Linked DNA regions of Homo sapiens: region 2 is linked to region 1. The links are chromatin loops, found by intact Hi-C in ENCODE. Cell type or tissue: IMR-90. All regions are shown on one strand. Each heading gives the region's core, and the rest is flanking DNA. Links, peaks and the distances in the headings are about the cores only.

What was found. Hi-C counts contacts between places; a loop is a spot of excess contacts. Peaks named below come from ENCODE experiments on the same cell type or tissue, not always from the same donor. Only the 100,000 strongest peaks of a DNase experiment are listed, where the experiment ranks them.
Region 2: it touches region 1 in a loop (4-fold over the local background); 18 of 110 quality-filtered maps call a loop at or near these places.

Annotation. Positions count from the first base shown.
Region 1 is chr7:35,609,983-35,620,189 of GRCh38, reverse strand. It overlaps LOC101928421 (a long non-coding RNA gene), which reads left to right. Exons shown (of 5, transcript XR_007060285.1): 2 at 4,588-4,712. Among named protein-coding and RNA genes, the nearest start is that of HERPUD2, 80 kb to the left of the region's middle. In IMR-90, for the core only: no CTCF peak of the experiment used is centred there; no DNase peak of the experiment used is centred there; H3K27ac peaks cover 2,973 bases.
Region 2 is chr7:35,068,034-35,078,240 of GRCh38, reverse strand. The region is part of intron 1 of LOC105375228 (a long non-coding RNA gene); the gene reads right to left. Among named protein-coding and RNA genes, the nearest start is that of DPY19L1, 36 kb to the right of the region's middle. In IMR-90, for the core only: a CTCF peak has its summit at 4,655 (motif pointing left); no DNase peak of the experiment used is centred there.

The DNA of each region.
Region 1 (10,207 bases), core at 1,350-9,349:
AGGCTTTAGCATCAGTTGTCTTTAGAAGAGGCTGTGGGTACCAAGGCTGGCCTTCTGCTTCGTGGCTTGGTGGGGAGGAACAGAGCAAGAGTAGTTAGAGATCCCTGAATAGGATCAGGAGTGCCCAGTACTAATAAAGCCAATATTTGTACAACACTCTAACATTTGCTAAGCACTATAAAGTCATGATCTCATTTTGTGCATACCTGGGAAACACTTATTCTACTATAGTGTGATTGCCTCTTTCCTTGGGTCTCTCTTACAAGCAGACCACAGGGACCCTGAAGGCAGGAACTATGTCCTGTTATTGTGATATCCTTAGCACCAACTCTACAGATAATATTCTAGAAATATTTATTAAATGTAAGAATTAAACAATAACATGTCTTCAAGGTGGACAGCTGTTATTACTGTTTTACAACTGAGGAAACTGAGTTTCAGTTAAGTAATGAGAAGTAATTTGAATAAAAGACTGGGTTCCTTGTAGCCCAGTCCTTTTACAAAGTTGTGTTCAGAGAGAAGTGTTTGACTCTCTCTTTTTTCCTGTCATCCTGTACTTCCCGCCATTTTTCTTTCCCATGCCAGTCACTGCTGGGGCTTCTGGGCCCTCTGGGTACTCTGAACCCCTCTAGAATGACGAAGAGTCCTCGCTTACTCCTGTCAAAGGGCAGAGGGCAACAGTCCCTTGGTAATACTTTAGCCACCTTCGCTTGTTTTTTTGTGAGAAACCTCCACAGAATAAAAGTCTTCCACCTAATTAAATTGGCTGATATCTGGTAGATTTATAATGGAAATAGAATCTTCATATCCTAGGCTGGAATAAGGGTTAGAGGCAGATCTGAGGTGGATCGGGGATGCTGTTTCAGTTCTAAATACGATGAGTTGGAGGCAAAAGGGAGGAACAGCGGAAGACAGACTTCCAGGAGGAGGGGTCCAGGTTTGGATGCTGGACTGGAACCTGAGAGATGGATTGTATAGGGCACGGATGTGGAGGTTTCAGAGAAGTAGCAACTAAAATTGGTGCCACAGATGAGGTAACTGGTAAGTAATTTAAAAGATTATTATTCAATGTCAAAACCATCATGATAATTATGGATTAAAACGGAAAATTAGCATGTGTAATTAAGTCACACACAAAGACCTCAGAGAACTTTAGTTTTTGCCGGAGGGCATTTTGTACCCCAGACTCTTAGGAAAACATAATCACATGCTTCTCTGTTAGGCATGCGTGTGTGTGTGTGTGTGTGTGTGCGTGTGTGTGTGTGTGTAGATATATACTTGCTTCCCTTTGCTGTCATTTTCTTGTTTTGTGCCCACTAAACTGTGTCCTTACTTTTTCTCCATAGTGCCCACCAGGTTACCTTGTTCATGGAGGGCATCCATATGTGGAAAGATGCTCATTGCAGCTTTACTAATAGTAGTGAAAAATGAAAAACAATATAAAGTATCTTTAAAAAGGGCATGGTATGGTAAAATAGGATGTATCCACTCTGTATTAGTCCATTTTCAGATTGCTACAAGGAAATACCCGAGACTGGGTAATTTATAAAGAAAAGAGATTTAATTGACTCACAGTTCTGCATGCCTGGGGAGGCCTCAGGAAACTTACAATCATGGTGGAAGGCACCTCTTCACAGGGCAGCAGGAGAGACAATGAGAGCCAGCAGGGGAAATGCCAGACACTTATAAAACCATCAGATCTCGTGAGAACTCACTATCATGAGAACAGCATGGGGAAACCACCCCATGATTCAATTACTTCCCACTGGGTCCCTCCCACAACACATGGGGATTATGGGGATTATAATCCAAGATGAGATTTGGGTGGGGACACAGCCAAACCATAGTACACTCAATGGAATGTCATGCTGCCATTCTATGATGGTTGTAAAAAACATGTTGCAAACTCAAAAATGCCTATGTATTTTCTCAAAAAACGTACCTGTCACGCACCATTTCTTAAGAAGCTGCTGGACGGTATGTTTCTGGCAGAAAGAATGACAATAGAAAAGGCCGTCAGGACTCCAGACATTGGAGTTATGAGTTACAACTTTAAAATAATGAAAGCTCCCTATGTTCAAAGAATAACAAATGATAAAGAGTAAACCAAGGAATAAAGAGCTGGGGGCACTGGAATCTGGAGATTCAAAGCAGGAGAGAGGTGAAGGAAACCCATAGGCTGATGATGAAGGGAGCTCCCAGGCTGGTGGCCAACAGTGGAGCTGGAAGGCAGCCTCTGTGAGTTGAGGGCCATCATCGCAAGATCCCTGCTGTCTTAGTACTGTCTGTGAGACCCGAGGAAGAATGCCTGGGGGAGGCTGGTCCTGTTTCTTCTCTTGGCTCAGTGCTATTAAAGCTACTGCTCTCCCCTTGATGCTTGGGTTAGCTCTGAACTCCTCCTGAGGGCTGACAGAGGAGCGCTGTGAATTTAGAAGAAAATGCCGAGCAGCCTCCTCCCTCCGAAGCTCTTTCTGACAGGTGTCTAGTAGGTGGTTCAAATTATAGTTCTGTCTGATGCTCCAGATGTGTTAATTTATGGTTTCCATGACTTAGCCATAACCTTGCCTGCAGACATCCCTAGAAAGGGCTCTCATAGATTCTCAGGGAAGCGGAAGCCAGCCTGTGATGCCCATTTTTCCACCTTCTCTTCTGTTGGGAACCCTTGTAGAATAGCGTTGATATTTTCCTTCTCTTACACAGACTTGTGCTTCCTAGGCAATTTTTACAACACTATTTAAAGAAAAGCAAGGGAGTGACTAACACAGAAGGCAGGAAGGGGTTATCTGTCGGGGATAAGGACACTGTGGCAGAGGCAATGTGTGATGGACAGTATTGTTCAGACATAAAGGAGGCCACATTTCCAACCCCCTTTAGAGTTAAGTCGAGGCCGTGTGGCAGCTCTTACCAAAGAAGGCAGAGATGTGTCACTCCTTGAGAAAGGCAGTTAAAAGCAGATGTAAGTTCTCTGTGTCCTCTCTTATTTATTCTACTTAACTAAAAGCAAAAATTCCAAGGTGGTGAAATGATGAGTCTTAAATTACTGTTAAGACTCTTAACAGTCCTAAATTTGTTCCAGAGCTTGTGTTTCAATGGGGCCAGAGCCAGGGTCTTAAATTACTGTTGGAGGTGGCAAGGACAGCTCCTGAGCCTGCATGGACCGTGATGTGAGAGGGACATCAATGTATGTGTGTGTGTGTTTTACATCAATGACATTTTGAGATCTGTCTGTAGCTGCTGTGATACACTAATGCAGGCACAAGAGGGGCTGCTAATGTGGTCATAATATTCTATTTCTTAAACTGGATAGTGGGTACATGGGTGTTAATTTTATTATTATTATTATTATTTTGAGACAAAGTCTTGCTCTATCACCCAGGCTGGAGTGCAGTGGCACAATCTTGGCTCACTGCAACCTCTGCCTTCTGGGTTCAAGTGATTATCCTGTCTCAGCCTCCTGAGTAGCTGAGATTACAGGCATGTGTCAACACGCCCGGCTTATTTTTGCATTTTTAGTAGACACGGGGTTTCTCCAAGTTGGCCAGGCTGGTCTTGAACACCTGACCTCAGGTGATCTGCCCACCCTGGGCCTCCCAAAGTGCTGGGATTACAGGTGTGAACCACTGTGCCCGGCCATTATTATTCTTTAAACCATATAATTTTTATATACTTTTCTGTATGTACTGTACATTTCATAATAAATATTTAAAGTCAGTCTCTTATGTACATTGTGACCACCTGAAACTGCAAGTTCATTGATCTTTTTCACTTTGGTCCAGCTGACAGTATATGTGGGAACATAAAGTCGAACAGTGTTTTGGAAAAGCTATTTCACAGCATATCTCAAAAACCTAAGTATTCTCCTTTATCCAGCAGTTCCACTTAGAAGAGCTGAATCTAAGGAAATAATCCTAAATATCAGAAAAGCTTTTTACATAAGGACGCTTATTGCACCATTATTAACAGTAGTTAAAAAATGGAAGGAAAAGACCATGGTTTATTGAAATAGAGTGTATCGACTCGATGGAGTGCCATGCAATATTTCTAATTGATGTTTGTAGAAACAATGTTATAACCTCAAAAATGTACATGACAGATGAGCAAGAACAGGATACAGGATTGTGTCTCTTGGGTGATTATAGCTATGTAAAAAATGTATGAAACAAAGAACTCTGTGCCTGACATCTGCAAAGCCTGTCCTATGCCTAACTGTTCTTTGAATCATTACTTTAAAATACAGTAATTTAGGCATAATCCAGTGTATATACTTTATGTCTAGGAGGAAAAATTCAAACGTGTTTGAAGTTGTATATGAGATTCTTTTCTTCTTCCAGATTAGGCTTTTAAATTCAAACATAGATTTAATAAATCTGACTTGGTTCAGCAATACAGTTGGAACAATTGAACACATTTGTATGTGAGGATGGAGGAGGGAAGAATGAAAAGGAGGGATTGGGAAGGGGATGGGGACAAAGTTCATAGAAGCACAGTGGCTAGACCTGTAACTCATGGCAGTGGCCAGCTATTTGTCCAATGAGCAGGAAATGGCCTCTAAAGTTTCTCCATTGTGTCTATGACCTTGCATTTCAGCATCTGAAAAGAAAACACAAGAGGTTCGGTTGGTGCAATGTTCCTTTCTTCCCAGGACTTTCTGGTCTTCAAGGCTTTCTCATGAGACAGAAGACTGATGGATGTAGAAGTTTCTAAGAGGACAGGTAAGTCTGTCTTCCCCAGATCCTCCTCTTTCCCACTGAAAGACCAAACCACCATGGTCAGTTCAAGCCTTCACTGTTCATTGTTTCCTCTCCAGTTACGCTGCCATGTTTTGAAGCAGGAAGACGTTACCACTTCTCAAAGGTCTTTAATTGCCTGACCACTGCTTCTCTTTGGAAGGCTGTCAGGGTGATGGAATCTCAGATCACAGCACAGATAAAATGGACAAAGAAAGAAAGATACAAGAAGGATGTAAAAATGTCCATAATGAACTCATGTATCTTGCGGAAACCTCTAATCTAATGAGAATGGATTTTGTTGAGAAGATTGTACACCAACAATTAATTATTCATGGCAGAGACATCATTAAGATTTCATTTTGTTTAAAGGCCTCTAAGTGACTTAGGAAATTAGGTTAAGCTAGAGAAGAATTTCAAGAAAGAGACAAGGGAAAGCTTTTCGTTATATTGACTTTTTCTAATATTTTCCAGATAGATATTTTGACTTGGTACATAAATTATACTCTGACTAAAAATCTCCAATGATTTGTCTGAGTAAGAGTCTTCACATGGGTGGATCATATACCAGTGTGGTCAGATGGAAGCAGATGGACAGAGATTTGTGAAAGGATTAGGAGGTTCATTCCAGAATTCTATAATAATTCAATTTGGCTTTTTGGTTAGGAATGTAGTGAGGAGTCTCCTTGAAATGACAATGGGATTTGTGCAACCTGTGACATTTTGCACTCAAGGATCCTTTTCCCAGTGCCCTATGGGATGTGAGCACCTGTTCACTTACAGTACATGTAAGATAAGACACTTTTAATAAAAACTCTGGAGACCTGGTGTAGTATAGGCCCTATGCCTGCTTATCTTAAAGACAAACACCAGAAACTGGTGTCACGTTGTGAGTTCAATGTGAGATTGATTCAAAACATAAAGCTAGAGATCTAGTGTAAATTTTCAGAGGGATATTGATTACAGGATCAATTTCTATGGGCAATTAATGCAGGGGTTTGGTTTATGTTTGAATTCCAAGCACCCAGTGGTATTCAAAAATAGCATCCAATTTTACATAAAATGTAAAATTACATTTTGTGTTCGATTTGGGCACCCTGTCATGATTTACAATAAAGGTTTGGGCTTTTGTTTTCTTGTTCCTTCATTAGAAAGGTTAGAACTTGCCTTTCCTCCATGATCACTATTCCAGTGTCCCGGGTGCTTGGGATTCAAAACTAAACTAAAATTTCTTAGTGGTTGAGAAATGTTAAGGTTGAAATAGTAGATCAGGCCATGTCTGCATGGAGAACATCACAGCAACTGAGAACTGCAATAGAAGAGGCTTGGTAAAGGGAGAATCTCTTCCCTGTTTGTGAATTAAATAGTCCTGTAACACCTTTAGGGTAATAAAGAATTAGGGTTGGCGCCCTGCACCTACACGGCTAGAGTTGGGGAGAAAATAGACCTCCAGATGTGGAGCCAGGAAGACCTGGGTTGAGTTTTTAGCTGTGTCCTGGGCCAACAACCACAGCAGCAGCAACACCCACCACATGCACCGGTCTCCATCTGCCTCAAAGAACTACACACTGTAGTAGAGGGAAAGAGTCAATAATCAATAAATGCACCAAATAAGTAAATTATGTAAATTTATATAAAAGAGTCAATAAATAGTAAGTGCAAAAAATAAGTAAATAAGTACATCTATTATGGTAAAAAGTGATCATTGCTATAGAAAAAAATAGAGGTGTGCCTAATAATTTATTTATGAAAATCTGCTTTAACATTTTTCGGAAAGCTGTCTCCTGGAAAAACAAGTAGTCTCTTAACTTTATACATTTCCAGGACAAAATATTATAACCACTGCTTAACTGATGGTGATATCAAGTCAAAATGTATGCAGCTTTTATACAATGGCAGCTCTAATTTCCAGCAGCACAGAAATTCTCCCAGTGATTCCCTTATTTTAATATCACAGCTAACCACCTATTTATGTGTTTCTTTATCTCAGCCTCTCTGTACCTCTGTGTTACGTGGAGAGACGAGATGGCATGTTGTTTATGTAGCTTGATACATACCATAGCCAGAATTCCAGAACACAGTTTACATACTTTACAGTTAAATGTTTAGGCCTCAAGAACAGGAATCAAATACTTTGCTTTCAACACTGCTTCCTTCATGAGAAGGAGAAATCTCATCCCTGAGGGTGGCTCCAGGGCCCTGGCCCCAGTAAAACACAAGCCCTGGAACAAAGCAGAGGCCTGGGTAGAAGGAATTGTTTGCTCTGTTAGCTTAGCTTGAGGCCAAATAGAGGGAATTTGTTTTCAAGCCAGACAGGTGCACTTGAGGGTACAGAAAGGAGACTGGCATTTGGGATTGAGCCTCAGGATGGGTCCATCTTGACCTGTTTTTTTTTTTTTTTCAACTGATTAGTCAATCATGGCTTGTTGCTTCTTAAGTCCTAAGAATTTTAGAATTCAGGCAGCCAGTAATGGTTTACAATAAAGACTTGGCACTTTGGGAGGCCGAGGCAGGTGGATCACCTGAGGTCAGCAGTTTGAGACTAGCCTGGCCAAGATGGGGAAACCTCATCTCTACTAAAAATAAAAAAAATTAGCGGGGAGTGGTGGCGGGTGCCGGTAGTCCCAGCTACTCGGGAGGCTGAGGCAGGAGAATGGCGTGAACCCGGGAGGCGGAGCTTGCAGTGAGCCAAGACTGCGCCACTGCACTCCAGCCTGGGCGACAGAGCGCAACTCCATCTCAAAAAAAAAAAAAAAAAAAAAAAAAGGTGAACAGTAGCTTTTTTTTTTTTTTTTTTTTTTAAGACAGAGTTTCGCTCTTGTTGCCCAGGCTGGAGTGCAATGGCACCTTCTCAGCTCACCATGACCTCTGCCTCCCAGGTTCAAGAGATTCTCCTGCCTCAGCTTCCCAAGTAGCTGAGATTACAGGGTTGCGCCACCACGCCTGGCTAATTTTGTATTTTTAGTAGAGACAGGGTTTCTCCATGTTGGTCAGGCTGGTCTCAAACTCCCGACCTCAGGTGACCTGCCCACCCCGGCCTCCCAAAGTATTGGGATTACAGGCATGAGCCACTGTGCCTGGCCAATAGTAATTTTAAACAACAGCCAAGGAAGCTAGAGCTACAAACTCTTTCGTTCCCTATAGAAACTAAAGGTAACATCTTCACATATGTCTTTGAGTTGTTTTTTATAAACCTGGACCCCCAGCAAATGGAAAATGCCATCTGCCGGCCTGTAGACCTCAGATAAGGGGGAACAAGGACTGAACTCTGCCTGCCACTTATTCTAAATTTCTTCCTGAGGTGCCCAGAGGAAGTCATGCCCACAGGCCAGAGCTCAACATTCCTTTTGACTGACCCCAAGTTTTTAAACAAAGCTTAATCAATCACAAGTCAGGAAATCTTTGAATTCACCTATGACCTTTAGTCCTCCCAACCCCGTTTCAGGATGTCCTGCCTTTTTTAGGCCAAGCCAATGTATAGCTTCATTTTGTTGATTGATGACTTTGCCTGTAACCTCTGCCTTCCTGTCTATATTAGGCAGTTCTTGCATTGCTATAAAGTAATACCTGTGACTGGTAATTTATAAAGAAAAGAGGTTTAATTGGTTCACAGTTCTGCAGGCTGTGCAGGAAGCATGATGCTGGCATCTGCTTGGCTTCTCAGGTGGCCTCAGGAAGCTTACAGTCATGGTGGAATGTGAAAGGGGGGCAGGTACCTCACATGGCAAAAGCAGGAGAGAGAGAGAGAGAGAGATTGAGAGAGAGGGATTGGTGGGGGTAGGTGCCACACACCATTAAAGAACCAGATCTCATGTGAACTCAGGGCGAGAGCTCACTCAGCACCAAGGGGATGGCCCAAGCCATTCATGAGAAATCTACCCCTACAATCCAGTCACCTCCCACCAGGCCCCACCTCCAATACCTGGGATTATAATTCAACATGAGATTTGGGCAGGGAGAAATATACAAACTATATCACTGCCTTAGAAAAACCCTTATCTGTCAGCCAGTGGGGAGTTCTGGTGTTAAGCATGAGCTGCCCAATTCTCCTTGCTTGGCGCTTTGCAATAAATGCCTCACTTTTTCTTGCCGTAAATCCTGATATCAGTGTTTGGCTTTGCTGTGCCAGGTAGCTGGGCCCAAGTTCTGTTTGGCAATATTCTCATCTGGTTCCTTCCTCTCGTGCTCAACACCTCGCAGTGGCTTCCATTCCACGTGGAGTAAAAGCCAAAGCTCCCCTATGCACCTCTCTGACCTACCCCCAATCATGCCCTCTCCTCAGCCCCTCCTCTCCAGCCACCCTACCCTCCTGCTGGTTCCTGAACACCTTTGGCAGGCTCCCACCTCAGGGTTCAGGACCTACTCTTATTTCCCTGAGCTTTCCTCCGCACACACCCACCCCTACATTTCTCTATTTACCCGAGTCCCCATCACCATCTAGGAGACTGTATGTTTTACTTGCAGATTACATTTAGTGCTTAATCCATGGCTCTCCCTGCTAGTGATGTCGCTGTGGTCTTTTATTTGCTGATGTATCTCCAGTGTTTAGATCAGTGCCTGGTACAAAGTAGATGCTCAATAAATATTTGCTGAGTGAATGAGTGACTTTTGTGACTTCATCAATCATCTTTGAATTAATCTGGGACCTGGAATCTTATGAGCTCAAGAACATGGCTGGGAGAGGCCTGGGATCATGAGCATTCTTTAGGCACCACCTCCACTACTGCGGGTGGAGCCCAGGTACTCGGCCTATGTTTTGGCACTGTTGTTTAAGTAAGCTCACAGCAAGCTAATTGTAGGGACATTCCCTGTCAACTGCTGGCCTGGCCACAGGACTCCTCATGGCTGTTCTCAAGGTAGAGGGCTTAGGTTCCAGCCTTTTTTAGGTTCCCATGCAGCTGTGTCCATCTGGGGTCTGGTCACCTCTGGGAGGCTCCTGTCAGAGACCTACAATATGGAGAAGGGAGGAGCCCTGTTTCCTGGAGGAGGAAGGGCCCCCAGGCCTGTCCCTCTCAGCCTGGCTGCTGTGAGAATCCCCCAGAGACTTAAAAAAATAACCTGTCTGGGCCCCACCGTAGGCCAAATGAAATTGGAATCTCTGGGGATAGAGCCTGGTAATAGGTATGTATTTCAACTTTCTAGATTATTTTAAATGCAGCCAGGATTCACATCAAGTGTCCTAGGACAAAGGCCTCCTGGGAGAAAACACATGTCCTTCTTCTCCTCCCAAAGGCAGCCAGAAAGGATAAAGAAATGAGCAAACAAGGCACTAATTTCTTCATTTCTCAATGTCTAAGCCTGTTGTCGAAAAGATGCAGAAGATACCATTTTGCTTATTTCCTTAATTAAATCCTTAGGTTAAAATTTTAGATTTGAAGTTACAGGATATTTTGAGACTTAAAAAAAAAGTCACAATTTCACTAGAAGTGAAAAAGGTTGTGATTATTTGGGCCCTTTCAATTCTGGAAATTTTCAGTTTA
Region 2 (10,207 bases), core at 901-8,900, 540 kb after region 1:
TACATACACATAGCAGCAAAAATGGCAATAGCTCAAAAGTGGTTAAGATATACATACAGACACTGCAATGAACATCTTAGTGCATACTTTATGATTTTAAAGTTATTTCCATAGGAAAGATTTCATAAAGTTAAATTTCCTTAAAAAAACTGTGGACACCCTTAAAGCCTTCAATGCAGTTAGCCTCAAATTACCTTTGCAAAGGTATGTGTGCACCTTTTGGATTGTATGCACCACCAAAAGTTAGTGTGTATAACAATGCTCATTTTACAACACTCTCACTGGGATTAATTAGCCTTATTAAGAATATATTTTGCTAATTTGTGAGGCCCAAAATAGTATTTGTTATTATTCTCATTTGTATTTGTTCTATGTCCAGAAAAACTCACCATATTCTTTAGAAAGTGTATGTCTCTGAAGCTCTGTATGGGTTCATATTCTTTAATTCATCGAGTCTGTTCATAAAGGATGGGGATTGAGATAAGGGGAAAGAAAAATCTTTGAAAATTCTTAATAAGAGAAATATAAGGACATTTTCAAAAGGACAGGTATATATATATAACTTCATGCACAAAAGTCAAATTTAAATGGGTCAAGGACTTAAATGAAAGTAAAATGTTTAAAGTCTTAGAAGAAAATAGGGAAATACAGATTAAAACCACATGGTAATATTTACATTCAGATAAGAATTGGTGAGGACAGGGTGCCACAAGAACTCTCATGAAATTATAGTAGGAGTGTAAATTGGTACAGCCACCTTAGAAAATAAGTTGTTAATTCCTAATAAGTTTTAAAGTATGTAGTCTCTGCAATTTATAGTGTCACCCTAAAGAAATGTTGTTACAAATATACCAAGGAAACCAATTACAAGAATCTTCATGGAAGCATTATTTGTACCTGAGGAAAAAAAGCTGAAAACAACTCAAAGGCCCACCAACAGAATGGATAAAATGGATATTTCCATACAACGTAATATTGTAAAGGAATGAATGTGATCTACAGTGACAAGCATCAGTGGGAACCAATGTCAAATAGACTGTTAAAAAACTAAGTCATCAAAGGGGATGTGTGTGCATGTCAATATATATGCCATTTACATAGGGCCTAAAAGCAAACAAGACAATATTATAGAAGATATAGTGTGGCAAAACAGCGAAAGCATAGGCATAATTAATTCAAAACATAGGCTGGTGATCACTTCTAGGAAAGAATGCAATACAGGAGAAGCCCTGGGTGCTTCAATGTTAATATTCAATTCCTTGGTGTTAAGTATACAAGTGTTCATTTTATAATTCTTTAAAATGTGTGTGTATATATGTATATAATGCTTAATATATATTTATACTCTTCAAAGTAGGGCTTTGATTCCTCATCAGTGGTTCTTAAACCTCATGTTCTCTTTAGGTAACTCTGGGAGCCTAAATAAGCATCAAGAGTTGTTCTGATGACACGTCCAGCTATTCAAATAAATGTTCAAATTGTAGATTTTATTGTTTCCATTTGTGCAATGTATTTTTTTCCTTCCAACTTCTATTTTAGGTGCAGGAGTACATTTGCAGGTTTGTTATATAGGTAAATTGCATGTCATGGGGTTTGGTGTACAGATTATTTTGTCACCCAGGTAATAAGCATCGTACCTGATAGGTATTTTCTCAGTCCTCGCTCTCCTCCAACCCTCCACCCTCAAGTAGGCCCTGGTGCCTATTATTCCCTTCTTTTTGTCCATGTGGGCTCAGTGTTTAGCTCCTACTTATAGGGAGCACATACAGTATTTGGTTTTCTGTTCTGTGTTAGTTCACTTAGGATACTGGCCTCCAGCTCCATCCATGTTGCTGCAGAGGATGTGATCTCATTTTTTTATATGGCTGTACAGTATTCCATGGTATATATGTACCACATTTTCTTTATCCATTCTGCCATTGATGAGCATTTAGGTTGATTCCATGTCTTTGCTATTGTGAATAATGCTGCAATGAACATACATGTATATGTGTTTTTATGGTAGAACAATTTATATTCCTTTGGGTATATATCCAGTAATGGGATTGCTGGGTTGAATGATAGCTCTATTTTGAATTCTTTGAAAAATCTCCAAACTGCTTTCCACAGTGGCCAAACTGGTTTACATTTCCACCAGCAGTGTATAAGTGTTCTCTTCTCCACAACTTCACCAGCATCTTTTTTTTTTTTTTTTTTTTTTTTTACTTTTTCATCATAGCTATTCTGACTGGTGTGAGATGGTATCTTACTGTGGTCTTGATTTGCATTTCTCTAATGATTAGTGATGGTGAACATTTTTTCATATGCTTGTTGCCTACATGCACGTCTTCTTTTGAGAAGTGTCTGTTCACACTTTTTGCCCATTTTTAATGAGGTTGTTTGTTTTTGCTTGTTGATTTAAGTTCCTTATAGGTGCTGGATATTAGACCTTTGTCAGATGCATAGCTTGCAGGTGTTTTCCTCCATTCTGTAGGTTGTATGTTTACTCTGTTGATAGTTTCTTTTACTGTGCAGAAGCTCTTTAGTTTTATTAGATCCCATTTGTCAATTTTCGTTTTTGCCGCAATTGCTCTTGGCATCTTCATCATGAAGTCTTTGCCAAGGCATATGTCCATGGCCTTTCTTGTTTTCTTCTAGGGTTTTGATAGTTTTAAGTTTTACATTCAAATCTTTCATCCATCTTGAGTTGATTTTTGTATATGGTGTAAGGAAAGAGTGGTACGGTGTCTTAAAAATTACCAGATTGTGTTTCATAGGATTTTGAAAAAAAGATGTCATTCATAGAAATTGCATTAAAATTCACATCTCTCAGGATGTGTTTCTTCATCTGTACATAGGTGATAATACCTACCTCATAGAATTACGAGGATCAAGCCAAGTGTTCCATGTCAATGTGCATTATTAAGGGCTACACATGTGATCCACTTTAATACCACCAGACAATAGGCCAACTTTGAATTGGATGTTAATAAAAAAGCTATGATGTATTCATAATCCAAAAGAGCAAATAAGATTATTTATATTTGACTTAGAATAATTTTTTGAGGAGCTTTTGCAGCTACTGACTTCTTTAGTATGCTTGCCTGAGATTAAAATAGATATTGACTTCCTTATTGTGCTTTTCTGAGATTAAAATTCTTTCATATCCTTTGAGCCCATATAGATAATGGCTTTTACTTTTAAAATTTTCTTCCAAGAGATACATATAACTCATATGTAAATATTGAGATTATTCAGATGAAGCTGCAAAGCCAGTTCACAGACTATACTGGATTGAATCATATCCAAGAACCTATGAATTTTATTTAAAAAGCACCTCAGCTATTGAAAAGAGCAAGACTGTTTACACAGCTTCATACAGACCTAAGAAATACAATGGAGATCATACATGAGAGTTATTTCTTTAACAAGGATGGTGTGGCAGCCACAAAAGTACACCACCTTTAGGGTACTCCTCTGAGAACCTGCTGTCCAGCTGCAGGGAGCAGAGGTAACTGACAGCCTTCAACTGTAGCGCCATCAGCATGTGCATGGCATTCACTCTGGGTCACATTCTTCCTGGGTAACCCCCAGCCAATGACTGAGCAAGGAAGATATACTAGTCTGTTCTCACATTGCTATAAGGAAATACCCAAAACTGGGTAATTTATAAAGGTAAGAGGTTTAATTGACTCACAGTTCAGCATGGCTGGGGAGGCCTGAGGAAACTTACAATCATGGCAGAAGGTGAAGGGGAAGCAAGCCACCTTCTTCACAAGGTGGCAGGAGGGAGAAATGAGCGCAGGAGAAACTACCAAACACTTACAAAATCATCAGCTCTCGTGAGAACTCACTACCACGAGAACAGCATGGGAGAAAACACCCCCATGATTCAATTACATCCACCTGGCCTCTCCCTTGACATGTGGGTATTATGGGGATTACAATTCAAGATGAGATTTTGGGTGGGGACAGAGCCAAACCAGATGAGAAGGGTACTGTAGGGCCTGGCTGTTTCAGCCCAATGCTGAACTGCTTCATCAGGCAATCTTTGCTCTGAAGCTGCTCACTGAGCAAGCCAAGCCCTGGTCAGCCGTCCTTTGCAGCTGGAGGCTCTCCCGCTTTCTTCCTCTTTCATAGATGTCAACGGGCCTCACAGCTGAAGGCTTTACCCACCCAGTCCTGCTCCCCATCCTCTAACAGCTATGACACCTTCCTAGTTTCACCCCTTCACCCGTTCCAGTTTTACATAAGTTTTCCTCACTACACAGAGATGGTGTGGTGCCACCAAGATCATTATTCATTTTACAACCTTACTGGGATCCCCTGATGATATCCCTCTGAGACTGCAGCACAGTAGACCCTGGCAGAAGACAGGACCCTGTACCTATAAGATGCCTTTTCTATCTCACAGATCCAAACCATTGTCAGATTTTAGAGTTCCTAGTATGGAGAAAAGTCCCTTGGGAACAGTAGAGCCTGGATTGAACTCTTTTAAAATAAGTAGGAGGTAGGCGCTTGTGGTCCCAGCTACTCGGGAAGCTGAGGCAGGAGGATCGCTGGAGCCCAGGATGCAGAGAAACACGATTGCGCCACTGCACTGCAGCGTGGGCAACAGAGTGAGACTGTCTCAAGAGAAAAAAAAAAAGTGAGTGTGCAAAATGTTCATTTTATGTATACTTAGTGCCATCTGCTGGCTATGAAATATGATAGCATTTGTCATGAAATTACAAAAAGTGTTAAGGTGCTAGTTTGCACGTTTTCATGGAAAATGGGAGAAAGCAAGAGAACTCAAGGACATGCACTACATTTTAGTTTTGTTTGAGTTGTGATGATCTCAGTGGCTCTTCTCTCCCTCACCCACCCACCTCTCCTATTTGTTCAATCTCTCTCCCTCCTCTGGTGCCTTAAAAGGGTCTCCATGCTTTGCATCCCTCCTCCACTCCACGATCAGGGACCCGCCCGGCATCACACGTTCTGCTTCAGCAACAATGAATTGCTGGAAATTTCCAGCAACTCTTTTTCCTGCCAGTGCTCACACTGTACCCTTGCCTGTTAAGGTCTTACATGTCTTCCTCCCACACCCCTGCCTCTCACCTGCTCAGATGTCCCCTCCTGCCAGCAGCCAGTCCTGACCATCCCCTCTGTGCTCTGCTAATGCCACTCCACCTGTCACATAGTTCGATCATTTAAAAATGATCTGTTTTCCTTTGAAGTCTTTCATTGAACTCTGAATTACTTAATAAAAGGGTTTGTATATTATTTATTCCTGTTTTCCACCCGACACCGTACCTGGAACATAGCAGATGCTCAGCAAACATTGCACAAAAGAATAATGTGGAAAATAAATGGTTAAAACATAGAAAAATTTTAAAGATAGGGTATTTGGGTCACTTTTACTGTTTTCTGTCCCTACAATATGGCTGAATCATCCCCCATATGGCTCAACATTTTCTTAGTTCTTTTAAAAGTACCCAACACTATATTGAGTGCTCTGGGGATCAAAATAATAGTATATATATTAAGGCTGGGTTTGAATCCCTGCTCTACCATTTACTAGCTGGGCAATTTATATAACACTTTAAAATTTCATCATCTGTAAAGTGGAAATATTAAAGGTATCTTCTTCAAAAGTGACATTTGGAAAAAAAAATAAAGTAATACATGTAAAGCATATGAGATTCAGTAAGCACTGGGTTAGTGGTGAGTTGTTTTTGTTGTTATTGCTAAGACCCAGGAACCCATTGTTTGAAGATCAGCATAGAGCACTTACTGGTTGGGTGGGATTTCTGTTCTCTACTCAATGGTTTGTTTATTCTTTAGAGACTGTCCCCTCTAGAGTCTATTATTAATATTTTCTTATGCCAATTTATGGGAGTTTTACTATTGTGCTGTTTCTCTAATAATAGCTAATTTATATCTTTAATTTTTAAAAGCCATTATGCTGGAAACAGAACATTCATACAAACAATACATGAATGAATGTAGGTTATACTGCAAAATAGCTGGTTACTATAATGTAGTGGTATTCCATGGCTTTAAGTTTAAAAATAACTTCACATTTACTAGAGTGGACTTACCCTCCAGGCATAAAATTTTAAAACCCAACAACTCCAGGCCTCCAGAGTCTTTACTTCCCACTAACTTCTCACCAGTGAAGGCGAAGCTAATGAAAAAGGATAGATGACTGCTTCTCAATTGGAAATGGATCCAAATACCATCAAGGGAATTGGTGTTGGGTATACAGATTTTACCTACTGTCACAGGCTGGCTGGGTGGAGGATGGGGAAGGTGGTGGTATCGGTCTACTTTTAGAGTTTTAAATGTTTCTCTGAATTCCTGTAGCAGATAATTTTGAGAAAATTTTGCCTAGAGAAAGAGTCTGAAACCAAAAAGCTAATCAGAAGCAAAGGTTTGCAGCTTGGATCTTTAACATTAATAAGTCTATTGCTTTTTCCTACCTCCCACTCCTGCTACCTGAAGAAGGTGAGTAGGAGGGGAGGGATTTTGAAAGAAGAGGGATGTGGAGGGAAAAGGACATAAGTGGTGGTTGGGTAGATGACAGATAGTGGTTGTCTGCCTGCCACCCATCTAGGTATGTCTCCACGGGTGGCCTCTGCTTTTGCCCACAGGGGACTCATTCACGCACAAAGGAAGATGACAGACAATTGGCCAGAACATAGAGCACTGAAATGAAACACAAAGGCCACTCTTGGGCCTCTGTGTTTCATCACAATTATGTTAGTTTGCTAGGGTGCCATCATCAAGTACCACAGACAGGTGTCGGAGATCAAGGTATCTATCAGGAGGGTTAGTATCTTCTGGGATCTTTCCTCTTGATTTGCAGATAAGTGTTTTCTCCCTGTGTCTTCACATGATCTTTCCTCTATGCCTGTTGTGTCCTAATCTCCTTTTCATATAAATTCACAGTTGAGCACATAACTCGTATTTAATACCATATGTTGGAATAAAAAGCCTTATAGCAATGCATAGGATAGAAATTCTTTTCTTTAAAACTTAGTTTGAGTATTTTGCAGTAATGAAAAATGGTCCTGACATACAGAATGCCATCTAGCTTACACCTGCATGGGGCATGCATGGCATGAGGCATGCAGAAGAAAAAGATGAGCAATCCTTACCTGAAAAGAGACCACCCTCTCCTTTAATGGGAGGGGAAATTAAAGAATAATTTAATGGGAGGGGAAATTAAAGAATAATGCCCATAGTTTGCTGCAAACACTATTGCTCAATTTAATACTGTAATGGAATCTACAATGTGTGTACAATCATTGTTAACTATACCTTTATTATCTTTATAATGTTGAGGTAAAGAGCTTTCTGCTATTATGCATTAATAACTCCATCCCTAATGCCATCATGGTTCTAGTGTCCAGGGAAGGAGTCTGTATTAGTCTGCTTTCACACTGATATAAAGAATGCCAACAGAGACTGGGTAATTTATAAAGAAAGGAGGTTTAATTGACTCACAGTTCTGCATGGCTGGGGGGCCCTCAGGAAATTCACAATCATGGTGGAAGACAAGGCACATCTTACACAGCAGCAGGTGAGACAGAGAGAGAGAGAGAGAGAGAGAGAGAGAACGAACCAGGAAGTGCCACACTTTAAAACCATCAGCTCTCATGAGAACTCACTCACTATCATGAGAACAGCATGGGGGAAACCACCTCCATGATCCAATCACTTCCCACCAGGTTCCTCCCTTGACATCTGAGGATTACAATTTGAAATGAGATTTTGGTGGGGACACAGAGACAAACCATATTATTTCACCCCTGGCCCCTCCAAAATTTCATGTCCCTTTCAAGTTTCAAAACCAACCATTCCCTCCCAAGAGTCTTAAAGTCTTAACTCATTCCAGTATTAACCTGAAAGTCCAAGTCCAGAGTCTCATCTAAGACAAGGCAAGTTCCTTCTACCTATGAGTCTGTAAAATCAAAAGCAAGTTAGTTACTTCCAAGATACAATAGGGGGCCAGGTGCAGTGGCTCACACCTGTGATCCCAGCACTTTGGGAGGCCGAGGCAGGTGGATCACCTGAGGTCAGGAGTTCAAGACCAGCCTACCCAACATGGTGAAACCCCATCTCTACTAAAGATACAAAAATTAGCTGGGTGTGGTGGCCGGCGCTTATAGTCCCAGCTACTTAGGAGGCTGAGGCAGGAGAACTGCTTGAATGTGGGAGTTAGAGGTTGCAGTGAACCGAGATCACACCAGTGCACTCCAGCCTGGGTGACAGAGGGAGACTCCATCTCAAAAAGAAAAAAAAAGATACAGTAGCGGTACAGCCATTGGGTAAGTATTCCCATCCAAATGGGAGAAATTGGCCAAAATAAAGGGCCCACAGGCCACATGAAAATCTAAAACCCAGCCGGGCAGTCATTAAATCTTAAAGCTCCAAAATGATCTCCTTTGACTCCATGTCTCACCCAGGGCACGCTAATGCAAGGGGTGGGTTCCCATGGCCTTGGGCAGCTCCACCCCTGTGGCTTAGCAGGGTACAGCCCCTCCAGCTGCTTTCATGGGATGGCATTGAATGCCTGTGGCTTTTTCAGGTGCAAGGTGCAAGCTGTTGGTGGATCTACCTTTCTGGGGTCTGGAGGATAGTAGCCCTTTTCTCACAGCTCCACAAGGCAGTACCTCAGTGGAGACTCTGTATGGGCGCTCCAACCCCACATTTCCCTTCTGCACTGCCTAACAGAGGTTCTCTATAAGGGCTCCACCCCTCTAGCAGACTTCTGCCTGCTTTTCCACACATCCTCTGAAATCCAGATGGAGGTTCTGAAAGCTCAACTCTTGTCTTCTGAATACTCACAGGCCCAACATCATGTGGAAGCTGCCAAGGTTTTGGGGCTTGCATTCTCTGAAGCAATGCCCTGAGCTGTACCTTGGCCCCTCTTAGCCACAGCTGGAGCTGGAGTGGCTGGGATGCAGGACGCCATGTCCCAAGGCTGCACAGAGCAGCAGGGCCCAGGGCCCTGAGGACATTTTCCCTCTTAGGCTTTTGGGCCTGTGATGGGATGGGCTACTTTGAAGATCTCTGAAATGCCCTGGAGACATTTATCCCATTGTCTTGGTGATTAACATTTGGCTCCTTGTTACTTATGCAAATTTCTGCAGCTGGCTTGAATTTCTTCCCAGAAAAATTTCTACCACATAGTCAGGCTGTACATTTTCCAAATCTTTATGCTCTGCTTCCCTTTTAAATGTAAGTTCCAATTTCAAACCATCTCTTTGTGAGCGCATGTAACTGAACGCTTTCAGAATCAACCAGATTACCTCTTGAATGCTTTGCTGCTTAGAAATTTCTTCTGCCAGACACCCTAAATCATCTCTCTTAAGTTCAAAGTTCCATAGATCTCCGGAGCAGGTGCAAAATGCTGCCAGGCTCTTTGCTAAAGCATAGTAAGAGTGACCTTTACTCCAGCTCCCAATAGGTTCCTCATTTCCATCTGAGACCATCTCAGCCCGGACTTCATTGTCTATATCATATATCACTATTAGCATTTTGGTCAAAACAATTCAACAAGTCTGTAGGAAGTTCCAAACTTTCATTCATCCTCTTGTCTTCATCTGAGCCTTCCAAACTGTTCCAACTTCTGCCTGTTATCCAGTTCCAAAGTTGCTTCCACGTTCTCAAGTTATCTTTATAGCAGTACCACACTACCTTGGTACCAATTCTCTGTTTTAGTCCGTTTTCACACTGCTATGAAGAATACCACCAGAGACTGAGTATTTATAAAGAAAGGAGGTTTAATTGACTCATAGTTCTGCATGGCTGGGGAGGCCTCAGGAAACTTACAATCATGGTAGAAGGTGAAGGGGAAGCAAGGCACATCTTACCTGCGGCAGGCAACAGAGAGAGAGAGAGAGACTGCAAGAGAGAGAGAGAGACAGAAAGCGAGTGAGCGAGAGCAAGCGTCAGGAAGTACCACACTTTAAAACCATCAGCTCTTGTGACAACTATCATGAGAATAGGATGGGGGAAACCACCCCCAAGATCCAATCACCTCCCACCAGGTTCTTCCCTTGGCACCTGAGGATTACAATTCAAGATGAGATTTCAGTGGGGACACAAAGTCAAACCATATCAGAGTCTTCCTCTTAAAATTCATGGAAAGGTCATCTCTATCTAATCTCTCTCTGATGCTTCTTTTGGCAGTATCACTAAAGACATTTCCATCCCAGAGAGTAGATGTGGAGGATGTCAG